Regions from separate parts of the Homo sapiens genome. Here region 1 is linked to region 2. Evidence: read pairs that join two places in POLR2A ChIA-PET (ENCODE). Cell type or tissue: CD4-positive, alpha-beta T cell. All regions are shown on one strand.

What was found. ChIA-PET counts read pairs that join two places held together with the same protein. Peaks named below come from ENCODE experiments on the same cell type or tissue, not always from the same donor. Only the 100,000 strongest peaks of a DNase experiment are listed, where the experiment ranks them.
Region 1: POLR2A ChIA-PET joins it to region 2 with 5 read pairs; 3 of 35 experiments call an interaction of 5 or more read pairs at or near these places.

Annotation. Positions count from the first base shown.
Region 1 is chr4:101,324,087-101,332,086 of GRCh38, reverse strand. All of the region lies in intron 1 of PPP3CA (protein phosphatase 3 catalytic subunit alpha), which reads left to right. MIR1255A (microRNA 1255a) reads left to right here and starts at 1,673; the gene lies at 1,673-1,785. In CD4-positive, alpha-beta T cell, no CTCF peak of the experiment used is centred here; DNase peaks (open chromatin) are centred at 3,576 and 3,906; H3K4me3 peaks cover 580 bases; H3K27ac peaks cover 993 bases.
Region 2 is chr4:101,512,732-101,520,731 of GRCh38, reverse strand. No RefSeq gene overlaps it. Among named protein-coding and RNA genes, the nearest start is that of PPP3CA-DT, 170 kb to the right of the region's middle. In CD4-positive, alpha-beta T cell, no CTCF peak of the experiment used is centred here; no DNase peak of the experiment used is centred here.

The DNA.
Region 1 (8,000 bases), 190 kb after region 2:
CTCTCAGTTCAAGTCTTTTAAATACTTCTAACCTAGTGCTGCAGGAGCCTCCCAACATCAGTGTCTCTGCTTTCAACCTTTTTCTCTTGCATACACATATGTTTTGTCACATTGGCACTAGGATTATTTTTCTAAAACGAACACTTGATTATGCCGATACCTACTTGGTGGTTGATCCCTTTTTTTACTGGTTTGCAGGAACTCTGTATATTACGGAATTTGACCCTATCACATGAATTCTGAAAATATTTATAATATAGCATATGTTACATTGTACTGAACTTATTTTAAGTCTCCAATTTATTTGAATATAAATTTTTGGGAGCTGAGAACATTTTTTATTTATATGTGTATTCTGATTGTTTATCTGTGTTTGGCATATAATAAAAGTTGATTGAGCTGAAGGACTTAAAAACCTGAAGCACACCTTCCATGCTTTTCATTTGCTTTACCTCTGCATGGAACACTTTTAATCTGTCTCTCCTGTGTGAAACTTCTCTGAAACCCTTACCAGCTGTCTGTGCTGCTACTTGTCTGTTGTACGCACGATGGATCACAAATGTTGGCAACATTTTTTCTTCATTAACTGAGAAATCTCTGAGGGGCAGGGTCTTATCCAGTTGATCTCTCCAGTGCTTAGTGCAATGCCTGGCACATTATTCTTCATTTGTTTTTTTACAACAAAAAAATTGACTGGGGAAGATATTTCTGTTTATTATACAAGAATAATGAAGCAAAGTACTTCCTGTCCTCCCTTCTATTCTAAAAATTTTAATGACATTAATATCCATGCCTTGCATGTATATTACCTCATTTTAAGTACCTTATGCAAAGTTTCCTAGTGAGTAAGTGGTAGATCAGGTATTTGGACTCCAAGTCGTGACTCAGATCCTGGGCTTTTACCACCATAACACTAACTTCAGGGCAAGATGAGGCCAAATATATTAGATGGTGTCAGTGAATTGATAGAAAATACTTGTTATTAGGGATTTCTTTTTATATAAAATATCATTGCTCCTGGAAATCATTTTGGCTGAACATCTGTGGCATTTTCTGTGGGAGAAAAATCTAATACTTTTCGTGGGGCAGATATTTTTGTCTTCTTTGTAGAAATATGTAGTTGAGGCCCACAACAATGGGACTGGACCATAAATTATGCTTTTCTTGGCATTATTGACCTTATTATGGTGTTATAACACAAACGATCCAAAACATAAAAAGAAGTACCAACTATGAGATCCATAAAAAAGTCATTTTAATTGGACCTTAAGTTTTTCCCCTAGGTTAAGGCTATGAAAAAAAAGTGTAGTGCTAGTTATTGTACACTGTTAGCCTTTTTTTGTAGACGTTGCCTTTTTATACAGGCATATTTTAGAGATATTGTGGCTTTATACAGGCATATTTTGGAGATATTGTCGGTTTGGAGATATTCCAGACTGCCACAATAGAGCGAATATCACAGGAAAGCTAGTCACACAAATTTTTTGGTTTCACAATGCATGTTAAAGTTATGTTTACACTATACTGTAGTCTGTTAAGTGTGCAATAGCATTATGTTTAAAAAAGCAATGTACATACTTCACTTAAAAAATACATAACCGTTGTGCTAATGATCATCTGAACTGTCAGTGTCTTGGGGTGGCTGTTGCTTTATCAGCTAAATGTATGTAGTATTGGAAATCCTTTGAGTTGCTTCTCAAGGATGAGCAAAGAAAGTAGATTTTTTAGATTCTAAAGAAACTATCTTCTTTGCTCATCCTTGAGAAGCAACTCCTTATCCATTAAAATTTTATCATGGGATTGCACCAAGTCAGTCCTATCTTCAGGATTCACTTTTAATTCTAGTTCTCTTGATATTTCTACCACATATGCAGTTACTCCCTCCTCTGAAGGCTTAAATTCCTTAAAGTCAGTTTATTTCAAACTCTTGTTAATGTGGATATTTTGACCTCTTTCATTAATCATGAATGTGCTTAATGGCATCTAGAATGGTGAATCCTTTCCAGAAGGTTTTCAATGTACTTTGTCCACATCTGTTAGAGGAATCACTATGTATGGCAGTGACAGTCTTATGAGATATATTTCTTAAATAGTACAATTTGAAAGTTTAAATTACTCCTTGATCCATGGACTGCAGAATGGGTGCTGTGTACAAGATCAGAGCTCTTGGATGACTAGGTGCATTGCAAAGAGCAGTAATATTTTGAAAGGATTTTTTTTTTTTCCCTGAGCAGTAAATCTCAATCTCAGCCAAGAGCTTAAAATATTCAGCAAACAATAACAATGCTGTAAACAGATGTGCTGTTATCCAGGCTTTGTTGTTCCACTTACGGAGCACAGGCAGAGTAGATTTAGCATAATTCTTAAGGGCTTTAGGATTTTCAGAATGGTAAATGAGCATGGGCCTCAACTTAAGTTACCAGCTGCATTAACCCCTAAAAAGAGAGTCAGCCTGTCCTTTGAAATTTGAAGCCAAGAGTTCACTTCCCCTCTCTAGCTGTGAAAGTCCTAGGCAGCATCTTCTTCCAATAGAAGGCTGTTTCATCCCTATTGAAAATTTGTTATTGAGTGTAGCCGCCTTCATTAATGATCTTAAGCAAGGTCTCCTGGATAACTTGCTGTAGCTTCTACATTAAAATTTGCTGCTTCACTTTGCATTTTTATGTTGTGGAGATGGCTTTTTGCCTTAAATGTCATGAACCAACTTCTGCTAATTTCCAACTTTTTCTCTGCAGCTTCCTCACCTCTCTCAGCCTTCATGGAATTGAAGAGAGTTAGGGTCTTGGCTGCTGATTAGGTGTTGGCTTAAGAGAATTTTGTGATTGGTTTGATCTATCCAGACCACAAAAACTTTTCTTATATTGGCATTAGGCTCTTTAGCTTTCTTATCATTTGTGTGTTCACTAGGTAGCACCTTTAATTTCTTTGAAGAACTTTTCCTTTGCATTCACAACTTGGATGTTTGGCGCAAGAGGCCTAGCTTTGGGCCTGTCTCCACTTTTGATATGCCTTGCATGATAAACTTAATCATTTCTACCTTTTGATTTAAAGTGAAACATGTGCAACTTTTCACTTGAACAGTTAGAGACCATTTTAGGGTTATTAATAAGCCTCATTTTCAATATTATTTTGTCTCAGGGAGTAGGGAGGCCCAAGGAGAGACAGAGAGAGATGGGTAAATGACTGGTCAGCACAGCAGTCAGAGTACACACATTTATTTGTTAAATTTGTTGTCTTATATCGGTGTGACATGAGGTGCTTTAAAACAATTACAATAGTAACATACAAAACCATGGATCACAGATTACCATAACATACAATAATAATGAAAAAGTTTGAAATATTGTGAGAATTACCAAAATGTCACAAGAGACACAAAGTGAGCACATGCTGATGGAAAAATGGCACCGCTAGACTTGCTTGTGACAGAATTGCTATAAATCTTCAATTTGTAAAAAATGTAATACCTGCAAAGTGCAGTGAGGCAAAACACAATAAGTGAGGTATGCCTGTATTCATTTTCATATTTTTGTTGCTGAAGCAAATAAAGGAAGCCACACATAGCTAAAGTGAAAGCCACTTCAAGGAGACGTCACATGAAACATTTTGAGGAGGGAGTTATGTGGTTTCATTGTAACATTTTAGATGCAAATGTGAATTGTTTTGAGATCAGAATTTTTCATTTACTACTTTTAACTATTCTTGTACTATGATGAATGTTTAGGGTTAGCCTAGTTATACAATTCTTAAATTGTTTGAAAGAAAAGATGGTGATTGAGAATTTTAGTGCTTCTCCTGAGGCAGGTGATTGGAGACAGTTGTTTGTTCTTGTGATTCATAAACGCATTTTGAATCCAACTGAACCTTGTTTGATTCACTTTGAGAAATTCTGTGGTTGAGGTAGTTGCAGGTCATAGGTTTAGGTGTAAGAGAAGATTTAACACCCTGCCCTGATTTCCTGGGTCTGTAAATTCGGGGAGCTCCAATTTCACACGGAGGCCTCTTACCATCTCTTGCTTCATGGTGAATACCTCTGCATGTGGGAAAATTTCTTCCTGCTGGAATCAGCTTAGGTTCATATTTTCTTTTTCTTCTTTTTTTCCCTGGTGATATTTTTGTGGACCCTGAACTTCAAATATATTTTTTTTGGTTGTTGTTTATGAAAGGTGTCCAGTACCATGTAGATGAAAAATTTGAGTAACGTTCATACAACTAGAGTGTTTTGTTGACAGTTCTCATTTTGTTAATATATATTTATTGAAATGTAAGGGTTTTCATGGCCTGAAAAAACAAAATATGCATTACAACTTTCCTGCTGTGTGTGTTTATTTCAGTTCTGAAGCTAGCCTGAAATAACCTCTACTTTATAAGGAAATTGATGCTGAGTTGTCATTATGCCCAACATTTATAATACATATACAGCTAATTTGAATGTTATAAGTATAGAAAAAATATCAGGTAAGTCTGTATTCAAATAGGAATATCAAAGTAAAATAACCAGTGATTAAACATTCCAGTGGTAGTACATGGGAACCAAGTGAGAAAATATGTAAGAAACATGCTTGGATTTTTTGTTTGTCTTTTTTTTTTTTCTCCCACAAATGTGGATTTAATTTGTGTCTTATGAGTGAAATTTTAAAGTAGAAGATTATGAGAGCTCTTCTTTTGGGAATTCCCCTAGTAAATACAGCTTCTAAGTTCACTGTTTTTGTTCTTCCTTGAGCTAATGAGAGAGGTTAACATATTTGTAGTAGATTCCAGGTTTTAGAATTTTTTCTTATGGAAGAGAGGCAAACTGGAATCCCATTCAGTCACAATATTTGGTTCAGTCACAATATTTGATTAGACTTCAATTGTCTTGGACAGAAGTAAGACTGTTCTCCATATTCTTAAAAAATGGAAATGTGCGTAAATTATTTTCTGTACATTCACTATTTTAAATAATTATTTCCCTTTCACTCTTATGCTGAGCTGTATATTGTGACCACATGGATGAAAGTCTACCTCTTTTCTTCTTCACAAGGTTTCCGACAGTGAGATTTTGTGAGTGATTTGGTTTATTTCAAGAATGGTGGAATTATCACAATAATGTATATTTTAAAATGCTTTTGTAGTTATGCCTCAGAATAGGCAGATAGATACTGCCTATTCATATTTGAACTTCTGTCCTGTGAAGAGCTAGCCCCAGAAGGGATCTTTTGCTTTTGATTATTTAGCCTATATTTAAGAGGTTTCTTTTCTCTTGAATTGTTATCCCCAGCTACTTGTTCAGAGATGTTTGTAAATGAAGGGAGTGAGTGGGAGGAAAAGCTTATGTTACTTGTAGACCAGAGAATAGTATAGCAGCTAGAAGTGGTGTTTGTCTGTAGGCTACCCTTAGTTGATTTGTGTTGTCATGCAAGAAACATTTTGATGCATTTATTTCAGGACACGGCATTTTGGAGACTTCATTAAATGCTACCTGTTGCTGTTTGTGATGGAATCTAGTCTAGAATGTTAAGAGGCAGTAGAAAAAGCTGAAATGGCAAGAAGATGGCACTCTTCAGTCTTTAAGATTCACCTGTTTGCATTTTAGAAACACATTACCATTCTTTTTGCTTCTCTTAAAATTGGAGCTATTTGGATTAAAATTAAATTTATCATTATGATGTGACCTACTTGGTGTCAGTTATTTTTACTGTTTCTTTTAATCCCTAAGGTAATCCTGTGAGGAGGTTAATATGGAAATCTGTTCTGAAGTCTGTGAATCAAAGATGCTAAATAATTTTCTCATGATCAGAGAGCTAGTAAGTGATCAAGCTGGAATTGAAAAACAGAACATTTAAAAATTATTTTGAAAAAATGTCAGATATATGTAGGAGTTAGGAGGACAGTTAACCCACATATACCTATCCCATAGATTACTTATGGAGATTTTATTACATTTCCTTTATTCCCTCCTTCCTTTTTTGGAGACAGAGTCTCACTCTGTCGCCCATGCTGGCGTGCATTGGTGCAGTCTCGGCTCACTGCAACCTCTGCCTCCTCGGTTCAAGTAATTCTGCTTCAGCCTTCTGAGTAGCTGGGACTACAGGCACATGCGACCCCACCTGGCTAATGTTTTTATTTTTATTAGAGATAGGGTTTTGCCATGTTGGTCAGGCTGGTCTCGAACTCCTGACCTCAAGTGATCCGCCTAACCTCAGCCCCCCAAAGTGCTAGGATTACTCTTCTTTTTTCTTTGCCAAAGTATTTTAAAGCCGATCCCAGACATCATGTTAATGAATGCGCACATTTTAACTGTGAGGCTAGTGTTTAGAATTCTGTACCTGATGGCCTAAGGTATAAAAGAGCATGACACAATATGAAGACTGTGAGCAGTAGAAGCCATATTTTTTCTACAACATAAGTTATATATCTGCATTGAGTTTTCTTGATATGGTTAGCCGTCATTTGCCACTCATTTGTTAAAAAAAGATCAATGCAATAACTAATATTTATTGAGTACTGACTCTGGGTTAGGAACAGTCCCTCATATTTTATGCATATTAACTCATTTAGTTAACAGTAGCCCTGTGTTCTGTAATCATTTATTGTGGGTTCCAGTTGCTTGTTGAAAACAGTTACCTCTTTTACATAAAAATGAAATATTCCACATTGCTTTGACTTGTGGTATCTTTTCCATTCCTTACCTTTAGTAATTATGATTTGTTAAGGAATGTATAGAACAGTGCTACTCAAAAGTGTGGTCCACATAACAGTAGCATCAGCATTGCCTGGAAGCATGGTAGAAATACAGAATTTCAGGCCCTACCTTTTGAATCAGAATCTGCATTTTAAATTAGGTCTTTAGGTGATTTATATGTATATTAAAGTTTGAGAAGGTTTGGGTTGCATTTAAACAGCCTTGCAAGCATGGTCACACATTACAATCACTTGGAAAACTTTTAAAGCTACCAATGCCCAGCACTGTCCCTGAACAATTAAATTAGACTATCTAGGTAAGCCTCCAGCATCTTTTTCCTTTCCTCCCCCTTTAAAAAAAATTAGATTCTCTAAATGAGACCTTAGTATTGTTATTGTTGTTTTTCAAGCATCCCAAGTGATTCTTAAGTTTGGCCATGCTTTAACATGCACTAGTTTTATAGGAGTAGAGTATCTTTGTGTTCTGTTCCAGCTTCTTAACACTGAAGAGAACATTTCAACTTGTAAATCATATATTGAAAATGATGCCAAATGAGAGTCAAAGATGGAAGAAATTCCGGGCTTATACTTAGTCTTGTGTCGGTAATTGGCTCCTGATGGCATAAAAAATAATTTCCTTTTTTGCAAGACTGAACTTCTTCATTGTTCTTACCTCACTTGGCAGTAGGGAATGAAAGTGCCCCCAAAGTTTATTGTCTTTTTTTTTTTTGTTGTTCCATTCTTTCCTTCAAGTGAAGAGTTACACTGAGGGAGGCAGGGAGATATGGAATACCAAATGGACAAAAACTGGACCAAGAATTGTTAAATAAATTCGCATCATTACACTGGATAGGATTCTAAGTATTTTAATTTTTTTTAAATGTTCTTCTGTTTGTGCATGGCTGCTTGATTTTCTTTAAGTTAGTGAATTTAGTTCCAGGCACATACTTTGTTCGTTTAGCTGCATTTAGTGAGTACTCAGTAAAAGCAGTCAAAAGAATGAAATAGCAAAAGGGAACTGGAACAGTGGGGAGAAATGGAGTTTCTATGTGCTCCTTACCTTTAGTTGCATATGGTGGAGTGGTCTGGAGCCAGACTACCTGCATTGAATCCTGGCTCTGCTGCTTATTTGCCCTGTTGCCATGGTCAAGTTAATTATGTGCCTCTGTTTCGTTTCCTTCCCTCCCTCCCTTCCCTCCTTTCCTTCCTTCCTTCCTTCCTTCCTTCCTTCCTTCCTTCCTTCCTTCCTTCCTTCCTTCCTTCCTTCCTCCCTCCCTTCCTTCCCTTCCTTCCCTTCCTTTCTTTTCTTTTCTTTCTTTCTTTTGTCTCACTCTGTC
Region 2 (8,000 bases):
ATTTAAGAACTCTGTAAATGATCATTACTTGGAATTTCCACTATCTTTATCATACCAAACTTCAGGAAAGATGAAGAGAGCCAAGGGATTTTAAAACTATAATTAACAAAGCTCTCAGAAACCTCAAACTATCAAGACTAAGGTACTATCGATAGCCTTGATGACAACAAATCAATCCTCCCTAATATCTACAAGTTATCTCCTTTTGAATGAATACCAGCCCTATCTTAGAAATTTGAGAATAACTTCCAATCCTAGATTCCACTCCATCAAGAGCTGATAAAAAAAACAGGCAAAATTCTTTAAAACCTACAGATGAATTATGTTGACCCTCCTACTCTCTAGCATCTCTGTCATCTGGAGGGATCTTGATCATTTTAATATCCCATAGAATGTCATGCTGATCTGTGACATTGATGGTATTATGCTAATTAAATTCAATGGATTTATTTAATCATAACTCAATGATTAAGGTGCTTATTAGTCATTTTTTTCAAAAATAAACAATCTTGAAAGATGAATGTACTTTTACCCATTGGTTTCCAGATCTATACATTCTAACTATGAGAATACAAATATACTCACACACATATATACAAATACATATACACAATACATATACACACAAATATGTATATGTATGCATTGGGGGGGTATTGCAATGTGTAGAATAAAAGCCCAATCTTGAAAGGAGTTATGTACTAGTGAGCAATGTAACTGAGCCTATGGAAGGCCATTTTATTACACTATCAAGTCAACTGCTTTTGGATAATGTAGTATGGAATAATTTTGAGGCGTAGGCTTATTAATGTATATTCTTTAACCTAAAAGCAGCCGTCTAATTGGAGGTGATATTGATAGATAAGGCTTTCCATGAGTACACACATGCTGCTGCTGACAGAGAAGGCAAATTCATCCCAGAATATTAATCTATTCATGTGATACAAAGCATGACCCCTTGATGATGGAAGTGGTCCAATATAATCAGATAGCCACCATTTTGCTGGCTGTCCCCACTGAGGAATAATGCCATATTGAAGACTCAGCATTGGCCTCTGCTTTCGACAGATGGGCAACACAGAAGAATAAGCAGCAGCTCAGCCTTGGTGAGTTGAGGAACATATTGTTGAGCTATATATCTTCTCCAAAATCTACAGAAGCTCATCAAGCATTTTCTTTTTATGATGAACAGCAAAATACCACTTCTTCTCTTTAGATGGAAAAGCTAAATAGAACACAAATCATGGACCCCTAGAAAGAGATAATGTGACAAGCCTCTGAAATTTCTTCCACATTCTGGTTCAAATATGTCTTACTAATGCATTCAGAGCACTTGCTACATCTTGTTCAGCAATTTTAAGTGGCATACTACTATCAATGTTACAGATCAGCATGACATTCTATGGGATATTAAGATCATCAAGGTCCCTTCAGATGATAGAGATGCTAGAGAGTAGGAGGGTCAACATCATTCAACATAGAGTAGGAGCTCAACATAATAAAAATATACTGTTATCCCTGCCATTGAATGAAAATTGCTTCTGATTTTCCTCACTGATTGAAATGAAAAAAAAAAATAAAGATTGCAGATCAATCACTACAAGAAGCTGTGCTTATTTGCTCTAGTATAAGTAGCACATCTGGAACTGCAGCTGCAATTGGCATCATCACTGAATAAGTTTGGGATAATTACCCTTCATTTTCTACAACCCATCTGGCTTTGGCACTAGCCAAATGGGAAAGTTTAAATAAGGATGTAGTGGGAATCAGTATCACTGTATCAGTTAAATATTTGATGGTGACATGAATCTTGGCAATTACACGAAAGATAAGGTTATGCTTTGGGTTTATTATCTTTGTTAGAAGAATCAGTGTCAGGACTTATGTTTAGTCCTTCCTGCCATTTAGCCTTCATCCCATGGATCAGGGGTTCTAATAGTTTCAAAGTGTATCTGTTTTCTCTATACATTCTAAGACTTGAGAAATACAGTAATTACAGGACTTATTTTACCTGGAAATGAGCCAAGACTTCATTATCACCTGACAATCATAAGCTCTCATTCTGACCAGAAAACCATGGTAATGTTTCAGGTCTCCAGAAATCAGGGTAAGTTCATAGGTCACAATTCTAAACATCTTAGAATTTTATGACTGAGAGATATTTCATAGATTTTGTGTAATATATTCATCTAACATTCCTATATAGCTAAGTCTTCAGATTCCTTCCTGTATGGTGCCAGGAAAGTTCTAGCACTTTATCTTATTAACTTGGTTATCTTTCCATCCCAGGCTTCAATGACCCAAGCTATCGGAATATTTAGATGACTCTCTGAGGCTTAAACACACATATTAAATCCTAATACCTTATGAATTTACCTTTATTGATGAAGATTTGACCCAACTGAGCATATTTCCTTGTTCTTGGTTTATCATCTTTCAAACATACTCCTACTCATATGACCAATGCCCCTGACAATACAGATATTGAAATCTTGTGACAATTGATTTAAGACCCCCTCCTTGCAAAGCAAGATTTTAACTTCTTATGGCTATGTTGGTATGTAATTAATGAGGACACAAAGGTAATAAGAAATCAGGGTGGATGTTCAAAAGATCTTCATCAGCTCCTGAGACAATTGCCTGTCATGTAATAACTGAATACTTTAACTAAAGGAGGGCTGATAGAGGGACAAGGCTCCCTCACCAACAAGGGGATTTTACAGGTAGTTGGAGATCAAAGATTTCAATGTCAGTCCACAATTTTCCCAAATGGCCCCGACCCAAATCTCAAGATTCCACTTATTTCCCTGTGTCCTTCCTTTTAAATGAGAGATCTGGCAGGACTGAACATTTAACTGGAGCTACAACTCTGCAGTCCTTACATTTACGCTTCTAGATATGCAACCTCAGGAGAGGTTCCAATCTCCCACAAGTATTCTTAATTATATGTTTATGGCTCTTAATTTCTGTTTATGCTCTCTGCTGCCCAAATTGATAAACAACTGATTCCATAGCTCTTGTATTTTTATTTATTATTTACAAAATAACTCAATTCCTCAGCTACTCCAGTCAGGTCTTGCCCCTCACCTCTACTTTATCTTATGCTATCAGGCATGATCATGTGAGCAGATTCCAGCACACACCGTGTATTACACATGTCCCTTTCATCCTGGCAAAGAGGTTATCCCTGAGTTCCTTTAAAAATAAACCACCCAATTCCAGTCACCCATCTTAAAGGTGCATTTCTTAGGGAAGCTCATGGTACAAATGATTATATCAGTCCAGTTCCCAACAGGAACTTGGAGCATTTACAATACAAAGATCTTGCAGGATGTAGTGGAACTCCAAAGTGTACTGCAGAATGGTGGGGTTGGTAAAAGCTGTTATCATCTGTTGGCTTGAAAGGATAAGAGGAAGGAACAGTCACCAATACCAAGAAGGAAGATGTTGGGAGAAGAGGTTAACCTGAGAGAACCTACAGTCAAAGAACACAGCCTTCCTGAAGTGACCTTGAAGAGAGTAAGGCAGGAGAATAACTGCTCTAACCACAACTTCTCATCTCCTGTTGGTGCTCCCCACTGGCCAAACTCAACAGGAAGCTAGAGGACAAGGTGGGCCACCCATTTAGTCCATACAGTCAGCCTCCTGGGATAGAAGGCAGGGAAGGAGAAGGTAAAGACAAGATCTGGAGAGGAAAAGAGATGGGGTCTGGCTCACTCCTATTGTGGAAATTCTCCTGTGCTCCTATTTCAGCTCTGCTGGCAACTAAAATCATTATTGGTGGCTTCCATGAAATCCTCACACTTCCAGATTTCTTGGAAGAGGCCTTTCTGATCTTTCCTTTTGCAGCTCTTCCAGTGGTTGTCTAAGCCTGAAATTCTTTATATTAATTTTCTTTCCGCTAATATACCTAAAATGGCTTCCTCTTTCCTGACCAAATCAGACTGATCCAAGAACATTGCCTCCCTTAAAAGGAGCTCTATAGCCAAAAAGTAAGTGATCAGAGAGAAACAAATCCAACATGTCTTTCTACAGTTCCTCTGGTTAGAAAAATGAGAGCTGAACAGAGAAAGAAAGTGTTTTCCTTTTGCTTCGTTGGAGACTCATGGTATTGAATGAAAGCTCATGAGGAGTCTGCAATAACATTTAGCCATATGTAAAAATATAGCATGTTAAGACAAATACATGTAGATATGGGTATTTAACACAGACAGAAAGAATAGAGGCTTCTTAAAGCAAAATTGCTATAAAGGAGTGTCACTTTTTAGCTCTTCCTTTCTCTGGGCACCAAAATCTAGACTGCTCAAGTATACAGGAGAAAAAAACAAAAACACAGAATGGAAATGGATCTTATAGACCTTGAGAGGTTTATTAATTTAAGACAGATGTATAGTAATGACTGGAACTAATCATCTGTAGGTTACTCTACAATTAACTTTGTCATAAATATAGACACAAATAAAGACAAATCTTACATCAATTCTAAGGAAAACTGTGACAACTTTTAAGCCTGTCTCCAGTTCAGTCCATATTGCTTTTCCTCCTAAACCTGATGACATTCTTGTTTACCACACACTTCTTTTCTCTTACTTATTGATACTTACATGTTGTTTTCTCATATAAAGGCTTTTTCTTTCAGGTCCTACACATGTATTTGCTCAAATATACTTTAACTGTATAGCCTTTATCAATGGTATTCTGGGGGTGAATGAGAGCAGTAGCAAACTCTTGAGCACTTACATGCCTAGCATTCCATTAACTACATTAAGTACTGGACTCTCACAACAACTATATGAGTTAGTTTATTATCTTTTTATTATTTCCAATCTATATATGACAAAATGGAGGCTTAGGGGTCCTGCCTATATTCACAAGTTGGAATGAAAACATGAAAACACAAGTCTGACTGTTCCTAAAGTCAATGTTCTTTTTAAGTTTCATTTTCTTTTTAATTGACCTATCATTCTTAGCCCTTATATTCTGCCCCCTTCTTCCAAGCAAACAAGCAACCTATTACTGGGAAATGCTTTTTCTCTTTGTTTTCACTTTGAAGTTGCACTTTTGTGTTTCTCTTACCACTGTGAACTGAAAATCTTGTTTCCTATGTCTTTTCTGCTATGTTATTATGTGTTACAGTGAGGGAAAAGATGGCATTCCACCCATTTTGTCAGGAAGAATAACTTACTGATAGAAGTAAAACCTGAGAATAGTTCTCACGTTAGGAAGCACTTGGAAGTGTTGCTACTTCCTATGTATCATGGTGAAACTTCCCTGCAGAAAAAAACTATTTTGTTTCCTTTTTCTGGACATTATAGGCTGGGTTTTTTTACCATCCAAATCTGTGACCTCTTCAATCATGATTAACAGCCATATCCTATTCGCATGGGCCCTGTGAATTCACAGTTAACAATGACGACTGTCATTTGCTTAGGGCTAAATTATTCTTGCTGATTCCACCTTAACTTATTCATTTCTAGAAACTGCTTTTACCCTCAACACTTGCTTTCCAGGAAGGGAACATCTCCACATTCATCTTTTGCCTTCCTCTTATTCAACACAAAGAGTAGTTATGGCCTAAAATAAAGATAAAGACTATCCAGCTATGAACACACACTTTATTTTAGCAACTAAAAATGTTCTCCACAGATTATTCCTTTAATCCAAAGATCTTTAAAGTGTTTATAAAAGACAACAAACTAAGCTTTGCTATATACTCATATATCTTACAACCTGCTCCAAAGCACCTTCTTACAAGGTTTTGAAACATTCAAGGTGAGCTTTTAATCCCACTGAAAACCAAAGAAAAATAGGCTGTACCATCATGCCACTTATCGGCAGAGGTGAAAAGTAAATGTCCTCTGAAGTGTACCTGAAATCTATTTCAGTAATTATCTGAAGCCTTCTAAAGATTAAGAGACAGGCCCTTCCTTTCTAGCCAACAGAAGTTCATAGAGCAGTACTCTGCCATGTGCCTGTTTTGTCTTTGATTGACAAGTTTAAAGAAGTTTTTTACATAGAAGACTTTGACTACAATCTCTTCTAACTGATTCAAAATTCACTACAGGTATCAAAAGATGATGAAAAGTTGAAATTCTGATTGAAATCACCCTGGTTACCCTTAATTTAAGTTCTTGGTTTTGGCTTAATTCCTTCAGTCTTGGAAGAGAGATTTAGTATATCCCTTTTAGGAAAGCCAGTTTGCAGAAGGCTGCTCTTGGGTGTTTTTCCATGCTGTTCCAATGCTGGTGAATTTGCTGTAGATGGGAATGTCTTACCCTAAGGTGGACTGCAAGTCAGGAGAATGAAAGGAACACTTAGCTCCTAGGCACATTTCTCCAGCTTATCTGATTCCACTGAAAGCTCAGATTCCTGTAATACATTTTCTAAACACAATGGCCTTAGTTTCATACTTACCTAACAGCTAGAGTGCAACTCCAAATAAATTGTGCATGGGAAAATACATTCTTACACTGAGAGAACTGCTACATATATATTCACTCTCTCTTCCAAAGTAATCTGAAATGAAATTTTCCAAGTAACAAATAAAGTGTACTAGTAATGAGTTGAGCAGTTTTATGGCTTATTGGTCATGTTCTTGATAATATCTCTGAACATTTCAAGTACCCACACACAAAATGAGTTTTCAGAATGGGGAATAGCATTGAACATTAAGGTAATGGGTTCAAAAATTGAAAGCCAGATTTATGTAACAAAAGAGACCATTTCCAATGGGTTTGAAACTCACATTTAATGACAGAATATTCTTTAAAAAACTGCAATATCAAGAATTGCTAATCAATTATGCTAAGATTTATTCCCAAAGATGATTAAAATTTAGACAACTATTTAATTCAGATGTGTAACTGACAAATTGAAGCTAATTGAAAATGTCAAAATTTAAAAATTAAACTAGCATAATCCAGATGGCCTAAGAGAAAAACTTTGTTAAAAATAGAAATGCCAAATAATAAATTCGTGTTTGAAAGCTGAAACCATAAAAAGCTCATTATCTATCTATAATAATATTTAAGAAAATGTGATTCAGTTAGAAGTATAGTTAAGTCATATCTTAATAATGTAGAAAAGCTGAATAGATTATCCAAATTCATTCATATGTAATCATATTATGTTTTATACTTTCACTTGAATATGGATTTTACTTCTAAGAGTTCACAATACAATAAAATAATTCATATACTAGTATTAGAGTTATTGATAATTCAGATTTGAGCTTGGATAAAGTTTATCTTTCTACTGCCTAATAAAGGGAAGTTTACTAAGCAAATTAAAACCACAACTAAAATTATAGAGTAATGAATGACATCCTAAATGCATTGTCTCAAGTGCTTTATAATTACATTTACATAAAGTAATGTACTGAATGCTCAACATTTTACCTGCACTGTCTCATTTAATTTTCACAACCACTTTATGAGACCCGATTAATAGAACCTTCATTTCATAGATGAGAAAAATGATGTGTAAAAAAGGCTAATTTCCTTCAGGCCATTTAGTCAGTAGCTAGTAGAGTTAAAATCTGGAGAGTGTTAGACTCCAAACCATTGTCATTGTATCATACTCCTTCCTGCTGAACTGTGACAAACAAGCACTGGTAGTGTGGGAATCGGGAGATGTTATGGGTGGACTAGCTAAAGGAACCCATTGGTTGAGTTTCTGTTCACTCAAATAATGTTATAGCCTTATATGAACTATTAGAGCACCTGCCAAATCTGCTCTCAGTGCAGAGAGGCTATCTTTCCAACAAAAACTTAAATGGATGTATTGGGCACCCATTCTGTGCCAGGCCTGGTACTAAAGGATTTAGGATACATTAATGAACAAAACAGTTAAAGTTACTTACCTAGCAGAAGACAAATGCAATAAACCATGAAAACAATACATAAGAATATTATACAGCAACTTAGAAACTAAAATTGTCATAAAAGGAATAAAGGAAATGATAAAGGGGATAAGAAATTATGTGTGGTGGGGTAGGTTGC